Regions from separate parts of the Homo sapiens genome. Here region 2 is linked to region 1. A link is a loop called in an ENCODE intact Hi-C map of the cell type or tissue named here. Cell type or tissue: gastrocnemius medialis. All regions are shown on one strand. Links, peaks and the distances in the headings refer to the core of each region. The heading gives the core; the rest is flanking DNA. Region 1 has its middle 380 kb from the start of KCNJ2. Region 2 overlaps MAP2K6 (mitogen-activated protein kinase kinase 6).

Region 1 (8,623 bases), core at 2,642-6,641:
CTGAAGTGGGCAGGTCACTTGAGGTCAGGAGTTCCAGACCAGCCTGGCCAACATGGTGAAACCCTGTCTTCACTAAAAATGCAAAAATCAGCCAGGTATGGTGGCACGCGCCTGTAGTCATAGCTACCTGGGAGGCTGAGGCAGAAGAATCGCTTGAACCCGGTAGGCAGAGGTTGCAGTGAGCCGAGATCGCGCCACCATACTCCAGCCTGGGTGACAGAGTGAGACTCCATCTCAAAAAAAAGAAAAAGAAAAAATTCGTGATTTGAAAGAAAAATTCAACAATGAGATAGATACCTTTAAAAGAACTAAACAAAAACCTTGGAGCCAAAAAACATAATAAAAAACAAAAAAAATTACAATCAATAGCTTTAATAAGAGACTAAATCAAAAAGAAGAATTTCTGAACCTGAAGACAAGGCTTCTAATGTTTATGGCCGCACTATTTACAACAGCCAAGATATGGAAATGACCTCAATGCCCATCTACAGGTGAATGGAAAAGGAAAATGTTTATATATATATATATGTGTGTGTGTGTGTGTGTGTGTGTGTGTGTGTGTGTATATATATATATATATATATATATATATATATATATATATGTAAAATAACAAATTAGAAAACCTAAAGGACATAGGTAAATTCCTGGATACATATAACCTACAAGACTGAACAAAGAAATAAAAAGTTTTACATATAGATGTGATTTTATATATACATATATAATTATATTACTTTCCATAATGGCTATACACACACACACACATATATATATACACACACACACACATATATAAACAACTATATTATAAATACATATTACTCCATTATATATAATTATAATATAGAATGGAATATTCAGTCATTAAAAAAGAGTAACATTCTATCATTAGTGGCAATGTGGATGAATCTGTAGGACACTGTGTTAAGTGAAATAAGCCAGGTTCAGAAAGATAAACACTGCATGTTCTCACTCATATATGGAAGCTAAAATGTCAATCTCATAGAAGTAGAGAGTAGAATAGTGGTTACTAAAGGATGAAAAGTGAGCAGGGATAAGGAGACGTTGTTTAACCAAAACAAAATTACAGCAAGATAGAAGGAATAAGTTCTAGTGTTTCACAGCATTTGTAAGGTGACTGTAGTTAACAATTTATTCTATTTTTTTAGCAATCAGAAGAGAGAATTTTGAATGTTCTCAACACAAAGAGATAATAAGTATTTAAGGTTTGGATTTGCTAATTACCTTGATTTGATCATTACACATTGCATACATGTATCAAAACATCACACTGGTCCCCATAAATCTGTGCAATTATATGTCAATTAACATAATAAAAGTTTATTAAAGTTATTAAAGTTTTGGTGAGGCTTTTATATTTTTATTTTCTGGGCATATTTATTTTTTGCACTGGGACCAAGAGTTTAATTAAAAATCATTATTGTGAATCAGTTATATGCCAGTAACTGCACTGGACAAATGTGTGAAAGTACATTGTTTAAGTGTTTCTTTTTAAGAGAAATCTACAGAGCTGCTAAATATCCCTTTCTCCCTCTCTCCCTCCTTTCCCCCTCCCTCATTCCCTCTCTCCAGCTCTCTTCTTTCCTTCCTTCCTTTTTTTTCTTCATTCTTTTTTCTTTTTCTTTTTCTTTTAACTCAAGAGAAATACTAGTGCCTCAGTGAATATCTGCTGGACTGCCAGTGGTTAAAGCTGCTTCAGAAACAATTATTAGGATTTTTAAACCTAGAGATTCCTTCATTTCATAACTGGAAGCCAAACACAATGGTCAGTTAAATTGATGTCCAGCTGGAAATAAACATAACGAATTCCAAAAGGTTGCAATCAAAGGTTTTCCTTATAAACGGGCCATCAAATGCAAGTGCTTTCATATAGGAAAGCCAATTGTACACAGGAAAGTGAAGGGACTCCTAACAACACACAAAATCACATTCACTTAAATTTTTTTCTCTATTATAATTGGTTTTAGATTTCTACATTTTCAAACTGGAAAATGACAGGGTTTTCAGATCACATTTCAAAGTCATTTTAGGATATTAGGGTGTTTTTAACAAGGTTCCACTAACTGTATTTTACGGAACCATTCACCTCTATAGTGATAATTCAACTTAATACAGTTCCTGGGATTTGCATAATACAAACTTTCTTATTTAAATGTAGAAAAAAATGAAAATAGAAAATACAAACAAATTTAAAAAACAAAAAATGTTTTAAAGATACCTTTTATTTTGCTCTGAATCTAAATTTTCTCCAATTTAACAACATCCTCCAACCCACCCACCACTCTTCCCACCACCAAATCAAAATCACCGTATGATTTGTTAGAAAATGAATTTTCAGAAAAATCTAGGCACAAAATATAAGACCTTTTCAGATTTCTCCTCCTTTGATTTATTCGTAAATATTTGTTAAACATATATTATGCTGTTTGCATTGTATGAATGTATATTCTAGCTTTACATATCTAGCTAAATAAAGATCTTGCTATAAATAAGGGGTTGTCAGAAGCTTTATGGAAAATGTTTATTTTGCAAAATCTACGTATAGATTTCAAAAAAAATTTTGCACCAAATAAACTTGTACCAATTTGTTACAATATGACTGAACAGGATCTAATTAGAGGCACTAAGAATTACAAAACATGAGTTTGAAATGATTCCCTATCAAAGCAATATGAATTCTTCCAAAATTGAAGCAAGAACAAACATCAAATTTATGGTAAAGCTTGGGCGAAAGAATGGCAAAATCATTGTCACTTTATGAAAAGTTTATGGAAACAATGTCCCAAATAAATCAGTAATTTATAAATGAGTAACTCACTTTAAATTGTCAATGAGATGATGTTGAAATGAGCCCAAAGGAGCAGACCATCGACATCAGTTTGCAAGAAAAAAATTAATTTTGTTTATGCCTTAATTGAAGAGAACCACCAATTAATAGCAGAACCAACAGCCAACACAATAGATATTTCAATTCGTTTAGTTTACACGGCTTTTTTCTTGCTTTTCTTTTTTTTTCTTTGAGACGGAGTTTCGCTCTTGTCGCCCAGGCTGGAGTGCAACCTCAGCTCACTGCAACTTCTGCCTCCCCAGTTCAAGTGCTTCTCCTGCCTCAGACTCCCGAGTAGCTGGGATTACAGGCACCCACCACCACATCCACCCTGATAATTTTTTGTATTTTTAGTAGAGATGGGGTTTGGCCATGTTGGGCAGGCTGGTCTCGAACTCCTGACCTCAGGTAAGCCACCTGCCTAGGCCTCCCAAAGTGCTGGGATTACAGGCGTGAGCCACACAATTTTGACTGAAAAATTAAAGGTGAGTAAACTTTCCCCTTGATAGGTGCAAAAACTGTTGTGCACAAATCAGCTGCAGACAAGAACAGAGCTTTCAATGAAAATTTTAAACAAATAGAATCAAGATCCTGAAGTATTCTTCAAAGAATTGTAACAGGAGAGGAAACATGGCTTTATTAGTGTGTCCTGCTGTCAAAGCACAATCAAAATAATGGCTCCCAAGAAATAGAAGTGGTCCAGTCATAGCCAAAGTAGACCAGCCAAGAGCAAAGATCATGACAACAGTTTTTTGAGATGCTTGAGGCATTTTGTTTGTTGATTTGCTGGAGGGCCAAAGAATAATAACATCTGCTTATGATAAGAGTGTTATGAGAAAGCCAAAGCTTTAGCAGAAAAACACACAGGAAAGCTTCACCAAAGAGTGCTTCTCCACCAGGACAATGCTCCTGCTCATCCCTCTAATAAACAAAGACAATTTTATGAGAGTTTTAATGGGAAATCATTAAGTATCCATGTTACAGTCCTAATCTGGATCCTTCTGACTTCTTTTTGTTTTCTGATCCTAAAACAAAAAATTTTAAGGTACCTATTTTTCTTCAGCTAATATGGAAAAAACACTGCATTGACATGGTTAAATTCCAAGGACCATCGGTTTTTTATAGGTGGACTAAATGGCAGGTATCATCACTTACAAAAGTGTCCTGAACTTGAGGAAGCTTATGTTGACAAAGCTTGTATTTTTAATTTTTATCTTTAATTCAATTTTTCTCTGAAATTTTTATCTAAGTCCTCTTGCATATGTCATACACATATATCTATAAGACTTAATCAGAACTCTAATTTTATGGAATCTAGGTCCTTAAAATCTGTTGCTTAAGGAACATCTAATCTTCATTGAAGTGCCCTTTTGTTCCTGGATTCCTGTTCTTTGTTAACAGTGTCAGTCACAACTATTTACACTTGATATAATTTAATGACAGTTTGCCATGAGAATGGCCAGGCTGTCTTTCTGTCTCCCAGACACAACAAAGAGGGAAACAGACAAGTTTGTTAGATCCTGGCCAGGCATCATTCAATGTATTACTGTGTGATCACCCTTTTAAAGTAATTGTGTGGTTTGAAGTTTCTTTTAGAAATTCCCCTTTGAGTGGCAAAAGGCTTTTCTATCAAAATACCAAGAAGGAGCAGGACCTCAGAGCCATCCCAAGTGGAGTCACTATCTTCCAAATCTCGGAAGTATTCTGACGACAGAGGCATAATGGAAAAGTTCCTGAAAAGTGATGGAGAAAAACCGGGAGAAAGCTGACTTCTCAAGCATTTGCAAAACTGATTAAATAAGGCTTTTTTTTTCTTTCTGATTCAGGGGCTGACACCTTTAACTAACGATAAGGGCATCTTGAATACAGCTCTGACAAATGACACTTAAGATCCCTGTTATTCCTGTAATTGGCATTCTATGATTTCTTCAACCTGTTTTCTTTAGTACGATTTTTAAAAAATGTAACCACCAGAGGGCGTAGGATATTACATTTCAAAGGGCTTAAATTTGTGTTTCAGCCACTAACTCCATCTCCCTAAGCACGCTTGAAAGGGGGAACCCTCTGCTATGCAATGGAGAGGGTTCTTCTTGCCCAGCCCTTCCATGCCAAACACAAGTCCTTCACCAAATCCGCTACCTCTTTAAAGATTCCATCAGCAACATCATGTCTGCTGTTTGCCAAAGAGGTTTTCTTACCAAATAGACTGAACTTTTTTTTTTTTTTTTTTTTACCTTCTACTTTCATTAAATTAAGCTATCCCTTATTCCTTGATTTGGGTCACCTAAAGTTCAAGGCAATAGTGAATTACTTCAGAGCTCTTTGGTTTGTATGCTTACACCAACAAGACATTCCTCTACCTAAAACTCAGGGAAAGCATTTGTAAAGCCATTTTGCCAGGTGCTCACTAACCACATTTCCCTGTTGCTTTATGAACATTCTCACCCAGCTCCTGTGTGTGTGCACGTGTGTATACAGCTTTACATTGGCTCATCACTTCTCTGTTAACCCTTCAGACTTAGTGCCCCAGGTCAAACTTAACAGCCTACATTTTGACAGATTTGAAAATTCTTATTTGCGTCGCTACATCACTCAAAAGTGACTCTCAACTCTTAGTTTCATATAATCTCCTCCAGAGCGTTGAATGCCTGTGTCTAGCAGACCTATGCCTTACTGAATTCATGTACCCTTACTAGGCAATGGGCTCTTTAAAAAGCTCAAATATGGCATGCAAGGTGGTGCTGCTGGTCTATGTTACTTTAAAACCTTTAAGTAATAATGCTTTGGTAAAGTGTCATAGGCAACTGTTTTGGGGCAAAGAAGAGCTTGAGTGACTTGACAGGCTTCTTCCTGTCTTATTTTGAAGGTACTCCTCCTTTAAATCATATTTACTATGTTACATTATTATGACGTTATCCAGGTTACGGTGGACATCATCCCTGTGTCTGCTGTCGGCATCAAGACCCACTACTCCCATTCTCCCTTGTAAGGAATGATGGCTTCTGCCTCTAATACCTTCTACTTCTCAGCACATCAATGCTCTGGAGGAGGACGGTACATTGATGATCCATGGGTTGCTGCTCCATGACACCTTATGGAGCAGTTGTGTCCAAATTCAGGGTACATTAGAATCATTTAGAGTACTTTTAAATATGTAGACAGCTGAGCCTAATTCAGTAATCCTGGGGAAGAGTTAAGGGCTCTGTATTTTCAACAGGCATACAAAAATTGTTATGACGTACTGTGGGAGACACTTTCTACTATTGTTATAATATCTATACCTGGTAACAGAGGCTCAATTAATAGGTTAAGAGCAGGGAGACATCAAGAACTTAAGGAAAATAGGCCCTGTCACTCTACTTTCAGAGGATGAATCATGACTGGCCTAAACCAGGGTACCATTTAGGGTAAGGGTAGCTACTATAACAGATGGACCCCTAAAATCTCCTTGAATTAACAAAATAAAAATTTCACTTACTCTTCACACAGCAACAAAAGCGGGTACTTGTCAGGTAATGCTCATGAACATCTTATGGCTCTCCACCTTCTCCCCTGGCCTCAGCTTTCTTCCAGCTTCCATACACACACACACACACACACTCACACACAGTGAGATACAGAGAGAGAGGGAACAAGGAAAAAGGGGACACCCACTCATTCACTGCTTCAGCCTGGAGAACCCAATAACTACCATGCATATTCTATTGGCAGCACCTAGTCACATGGCTCTACCTAGATTCAAGAAAGGCTTGGAGAGGGAGGAGCCAAGATGGCCGAATAGGAACAGCTCTGGTCTACAGCTCCCAGCGTGAGCGACGCAGAAGACGGGTGATTTCTGCATTTCCATCTGAGGTACCGGGTTCATCTCACTAGGGAGTGCCAGACAGTGGGCGCAGGCCAGTGTGTGCGCGCACCGTGCGCGAGCCGAAGCAGGGCGAGGCATTGCCTCACTCGGGAAGCTCAAGGGGTCAGGGAGTTCCCTTTCCGAGTCAAAGAAAGGGGTGACGGACGCACCTGGAAAATCGGGTCACTCCCACCCGAATATTGCGCTTTTCAGACCGGCTTAAGAAACGGCGCACCACGAGACTATATCCCACACCTGGCTCAGAGGGTCCTACGCCCACGGAATCTCGCTGATTGCTAGCACAGCAGTCTGAGATCAAACTGCAAGGCGGCAACGAGGCTGGGGGAGGGGCGCCCGCCATTGCCCAGGCTTGCTTAGGTAAACAAAGCAGCAGGGAAGCTCGAACTGGGTGGAGCCCACCACAGCTCCAGGAGGCCTGCCTGCCTCTGTAGGCTCCACCTCTGGGGGCAGGGCACAGACAAACAAAAAGACAGCAGTAACCTCTGCAGACTTAAGTGTCCCTGTCTGACAGCTTTGAAGAGAGCAGTGGTTCTCCCAGCACGCAGCTGGAGATCTGAGAACGGGCAGACTGCCTCCTCAAGTGGGTCCCTGACCCCTGACCCCCGAGCAGCCTAACTGGGAGGCACCCCCCAGCAGGGGCACACTGACACCTCACACGGCAGGGTATTCCAACAGACCTGCAGCTGAGGGTCCTGTCTGTTAGAAGGAAAACTAACAACCAGAAAGGACATCTACACCGAAAACCCATCTGTACATCACCATCATCAAAGACCAAAAGTAGATAAAACCACAAAGATGGGGAAAAAACAGAACAGAAAAACTGGAAACTCTAAAACGCAGAGCGCCTCTCCTCCTCCAAAGGAACGCAGTTCCTCACCAGCAACAGAACAAAGCTGGATGGAGAATGATTTTGACGAGCTGAGAGAAGAAGGCTTCAGACGATCAAATTACTCTGAGCTACGGGAGGACATTCAAACCAAAGGCAAAGAAGTTGAAAACTTTGAAAAAAATTTAGAAGAATGTATAACTAGAATAACCAATACAGAGAAGTGCTTAAAGGAGCTGATGGAGCTGAAAACCAAGGCTCGAGAACTACGTGAAGAATGCAGAAGCCTCAGGAGCCGATGCGATCAACTGGAAGAAAGGGTATCAGCAATGGAAGATGAAATGAATGAAATGAAGCGAGAAGGGAAGTTTAGAGAAAAAAGAATAAAAAGAAATGAGCAAAGCCTCCAAGAAATATGGGACTATGTGAAAAGACCAAATCTACGTCTGATTGGTGTACCTGAAAGTGATGTGGAGAATGGAACCAAGTTGGAAAACACTCTGCAGGATATTATCCAGGAGAACTTCCCCAATCTAGCAAGGCAGGCCAACGTTCAGATTCAGGAAATACAGAGAACACCACAAAGATACTCCTCGAGAAGAGCAACTCCAAGACACATAATTGTCAGATTCACCAAAGTTGAAATGAAGGAAAAAATGTTAAGGGCAGCCAGAGAGAAAGGTCGGGTTACCCTCAAAGGAAAGCCCATCAGACTAACAGCGGATCTCTCGGCAGAAACCCTACAAGCCAGAAGAGAGTGGGGGCCAATATTCAACATTCTTAAAGAAAAGAATTTTCAACCCAGAATTTCATATCCAGCCAAACTAAGCTTCATAAGTGAAGGAGAAATAAAATACTTTATAGACAAGCAAATGCTGAGAGATTTTGTCACCACCAGGCCTGCCCTAAAAGAGCTCCTGAAGGAAGTGCTAAACATGGAAAGGAACAACCGGTACCAGCCGCTGCAAAATCATGCCAAAATGTAAAGACCATCAAGACTAGGAAGAAACTGCATCAACTAATGAGCAAAATCACCAGCTAACATCATAATGACAGGATCAAATTCACACATAACAATATT
Region 2 (4,000 bases), core at 1-4,000, 1.0 Mb after region 1:
TTTTTTTTTTTTGAGACGAAGTTTTATTCTTGTTGCTCAGGCTGGAGTGCAATGGCGTGATCTCGGCTCACTGCAGCCTCCACTTCCCAGGTTCAAGCGGTTCTCCTGCCTCAGCCTCCCGAGATTACAGCTGTCCACCACCATGCCCAGTTAATTTTTTGTATTTTTAGTAGAGTCAGGTTTTCACCATTTTGGCCAGGCTGGTCTTGAACTCCTGACCTCAGGTGATCCACTCGCCTTGGCCTCCCAAAGTACTGGGATTACAGGCGCGGGTGCCCTGCCTCACAGCACTTCTAAAAACCATGGAGGCTGAGGAATGAAGCCACGGGGAAGATGTTCCTTCAGCTTCCTCAGTACCTCAAACAGCCTTCAGAGCTCCAGGCCCTTCCCCAGCAGTGAGTACTCAGAACGGCTCCCCTCCCAGGGTCACAGCTGGGCCTGCCACCATCTCCGAGCCCCCTTCCTCCTAATTCTCATCTACTTCTCCCGGATGGCCAAATACGCTAACCTGGCTCAGGGGTGTGCTTCACTTCTGGCATCCTGCTTCCAGCATCACTTGCCATGATCATTACTATCAAGCCATGCTAGGCATCATGACCTCTATGCAGATAGAAATTACTGGATTGTCTAGAGAATACTTTCCCCTCTTGCTTTTCTTGACTGCCCTGGCAGTTTTCATGAAAATATAGTTCACCTCATGAGTATGGCTCCCTCCCACTTTCCACCCCAACTTCCTTTGGATTCCCTTCCCAGAACTTCAGCATTGTCTCTTATGGTGGGCAAGTTTCTCCACAGTTAGCAAGTATTCAGTAGCAACCAAGGTTCTACAAGACTTCTGGGGACCTAAGAAACACTCTCAAACTACCCACTATCTTCTCACCGAAAGTAATTCTTTGCCTCTACTTCCTATCCCCAGGCCTCTAGTGGGTCCTATCAGCTTTCTCTTTATGCTTTAATCAACATCAAATTGCTTAAAGCTCACATAAAGGAGTTTCTTGCTTTCGTGACATTGTGAATGATGTTCCTTCTGTTTGGAATATGTTTCCTTTCCTATTTCCCTTTTGTCTGGAAAATTCCTCTCGTGATCGCAGCTCCAGATTTATCTCCTCCAGAAAAGCCTATCCTGAGGTCTTCCCTCTGAGTTCCTTAAATCGCCTATGCCCCTATCTCTATCACTGGACTTGCCACATTATACTATAATTATTCATTTATGAGACTTCTCTACTTGACTTTGGGCTCAGTGAGGGCAGGGAGTGTGATACGGTCATCTTTGCTTCTCCAGCAGAGAGGGCATACTCCACAAATGCTTTCGGAATGAATGTATGCATGATGGATTCAACCCCGATGGAAGAAATTCATGAGAACTCATCTTCTTCTTTCACACTGACACTTGGGAGGTGAGGCTGTCTTACCACTGTGAGGTAAAGTCAACAAACTCTGCAGAGAACTTGTCTGCTGGGAGTTGTGGCGATGGCTCCTCTACCACCTGTTTGAGCTGCTGAAATGGAGTTCCCCATGAATCATAGGGAAATCGAAGGATGGCCAACTCAATCTGGAGAAAAGAAGAAAAAAGGAGACAACAGTTTCAACAGGGCTGCTTTAGGGAATCACCCACGTTTCATTTGTGGATAGACAGCAGGAAACACAAGGCAAAGTTCAAGTATAAGTCCAGGGGTAGGGGGGCAGGAAATAAACTAATAATTTGTTCTCTAGCAATTTTCCCCAAATTCCTAGTGCTAGGGATTTTTAAATATTACTTACTAGACACAGCCACTTAAGCCTATCTAAAATGGGGACCCTCACTAAAACCCACTGTGGCACTTCATAAAAATTGTAAGCCAACCGTATTAAACTTCAGGATGTAAAGCTACGAGGATTTCAAACGTTTGGTCTGACAAGTAATTCCCAGCCTAAGATCTTTCCAGAGCCGAGCATCTACTGCCACCTTCAGGTCCCTTGGTGAAATGACAGGGAGAAAAAGCAACCTAGAACCAAATGACAGATCTTTTTTTGGACTTGAGAAAAGGCCACTTTGCATTACAGGATCATGTGCTTTCTGGGCAGGCAGGAGAAATAACTCATGGGATTTATTCAGCTGCTGTGCCTGGGGAGGAGCCAGGACCACAGTGGATAATTCCAGACCTTGGTGATCCACTGAAAATGTATGACCACCAAAGTTATGAAATTTACAATCACCAAAGTTATGAATAAGTTATGAATAAATCATATAACTTTAGGGCTGTGTCTAAGGAAATCATCCTATTGGTTATCATGTATTGAGGATATACCTGACTGATACGGTTGGGCTGTGTCCCCACCCAAATCTCATCTTGAATTGTAGCTCCCATAATTCCTACATGTTGTGGGAGGGACCCAGTGGGAAACAATTGAATCATGGGGGTGGTTCCCCCATACTGTTCTATGGTTCTCATGGTAGTGAAAAAGTCTCACGAGATCTGATGGTTTTATGAAGCATCTCCCTTTTCACTTGGCTGTCTCATCTCATTCTCTCTTGTCTGCCGCCATATAAGATGTGCCTTTCACCTTCCGCCATGATCGTGAGGCCTCCCCAGCTGCATGGAACTGTGAGTCCATTAAACCTCTTTTTCTTTTAAATTACTCAGTCTTGGGGATGCTTTTATCAGCAGTGTGAAAACGAACTAATACACTGACCTGATCAGACTTTGACTTCTACTTCTCCAATAAAAATATCCTGGGAAGCATAGTCTATGTCCTGGATAACACGGCCCTATCAGGGTTCACGCACATTAGCATTCTTTGCACAGCTTAAGCTTCTTGCCTTGGCTCGAATAATTTAATTTTAAACTATAAGGAATCTGGTCAGATCCTCTCGTTTTACAGAGGAGGATAGGAAGATAGTCCATGTGACTGTAACAATTACTCAAAAAGGCATACAGCTCGTCAGAGGTGGAATCAAGAGAAAGATTGGTTTCCCCAATCCCATATCAGTGTTTTTATTGTACCACAATACAAACAATTATTACTCAAAATCTCCTACCAGCTCAGCAGGAGAGGGCGCCCCAAACCAGCATTTAGGGCATTTGTTTCTTGAACCCAACGTCCACCTCATTCTAGTTTCATTACCCACAACCTCATAGTTCATGATGATTGGCATACACTACCATCGTGATGCCCAGACTCCAAATGTCAGACTTCACACTGTATCCCTTCTGGTTGAGCTCTGGGTTTATTCTTTCAGGCTGGAAAGAAGACAGACAACTGAGAAACTGGGAAGACAATTGAGATAACGTTCTTAGCTCAATAGTCTCTGGGGATGGGGGTAGCACCAGCTGCCAAGTGAGTTGTTATAAGCTGTTAACATGCCACCAAGGCCAAGAAGACCCGGTTAACTACAACAAATATCAATGCCTCCGTGGGGTTTCCCTTCTTCTGTGTTTGTCTTTTCTTGGACACAGTAATGGATCAAGTTCCTTTCATAACAAATTTAAAATTTGCCTTAAGAAGAAACAGGGTATACATTATAAAGCTACTTTGCCCATCTAGAATTATCCTTGTTTAAAACATGAACAGTCCAGAACTCAATAAAACAAGTGTCACTGGGCTACTGTCCCATGCTAATAGACCTGAGCAATTTTTAGCTAAACACAGACAGGAAGCTTTTCAATTCAAAGCACAAGTCCATTTCCAGGTAGAATCTAGTGGCCGTTCCTCCAGTTAAAGGGGATTGCAAGGTCTCTGCTAATGACGGTGAATCTTCACAGCTGTGAGGTCCTCTCATAACTAATCTAACTGCCTTGTTTGGGTAATTTAAGCTCTATTTACTATTTTGTCCTCAACAAACAAGGTAATACTCCCCTGCAATACAGTGTGGAAAACTGTGCAGGCTATATGTATTGTGTATATATTTTTTCAAATAACGTATCTCTTTCACTTGATTTTTTTAAAGTAATATATATATAACTATGTCTGTGCCCCACCAAAATCCACAGGTTAAAACCTAATCGCACATGTGGTGGCA

The links. A loop is a pair of places that touch in the nucleus more often than their neighbours do. Peaks named below come from ENCODE experiments on the same cell type or tissue, not always from the same donor. Only the 100,000 strongest peaks of a DNase experiment are listed, where the experiment ranks them.
Region 2: it touches region 1 in a loop (12-fold over the local background); 35 of 110 quality-filtered maps call a loop at or near these places.

The regions. Positions count from the first base shown.
Region 1 is chr17:70,548,826-70,557,448 of GRCh38, reverse strand. No RefSeq gene overlaps it. Among named protein-coding and RNA genes, the nearest start is that of KCNJ2, 380 kb to the right of the region's middle. In gastrocnemius medialis, for the core only: a CTCF peak has its summit at 4,806 (motif pointing right); no DNase peak of the experiment used is centred there.
Region 2 is chr17:69,524,122-69,528,121 of GRCh38, reverse strand. It overlaps MAP2K6 (mitogen-activated protein kinase kinase 6), which reads right to left. Exons shown (of 12, transcript NM_002758.4): 9 at 3,144-3,221; 10 at 1,413-1,552. Among named protein-coding and RNA genes, the nearest start is that of MAP2K6-AS1, 41 kb to the right of the region's middle. In gastrocnemius medialis, for the core only: CTCF peaks have their summits at 1,745 and 1,951 (motif pointing left); a DNase peak (open chromatin) is centred at 2,041; H3K27ac peaks cover 3,114 bases.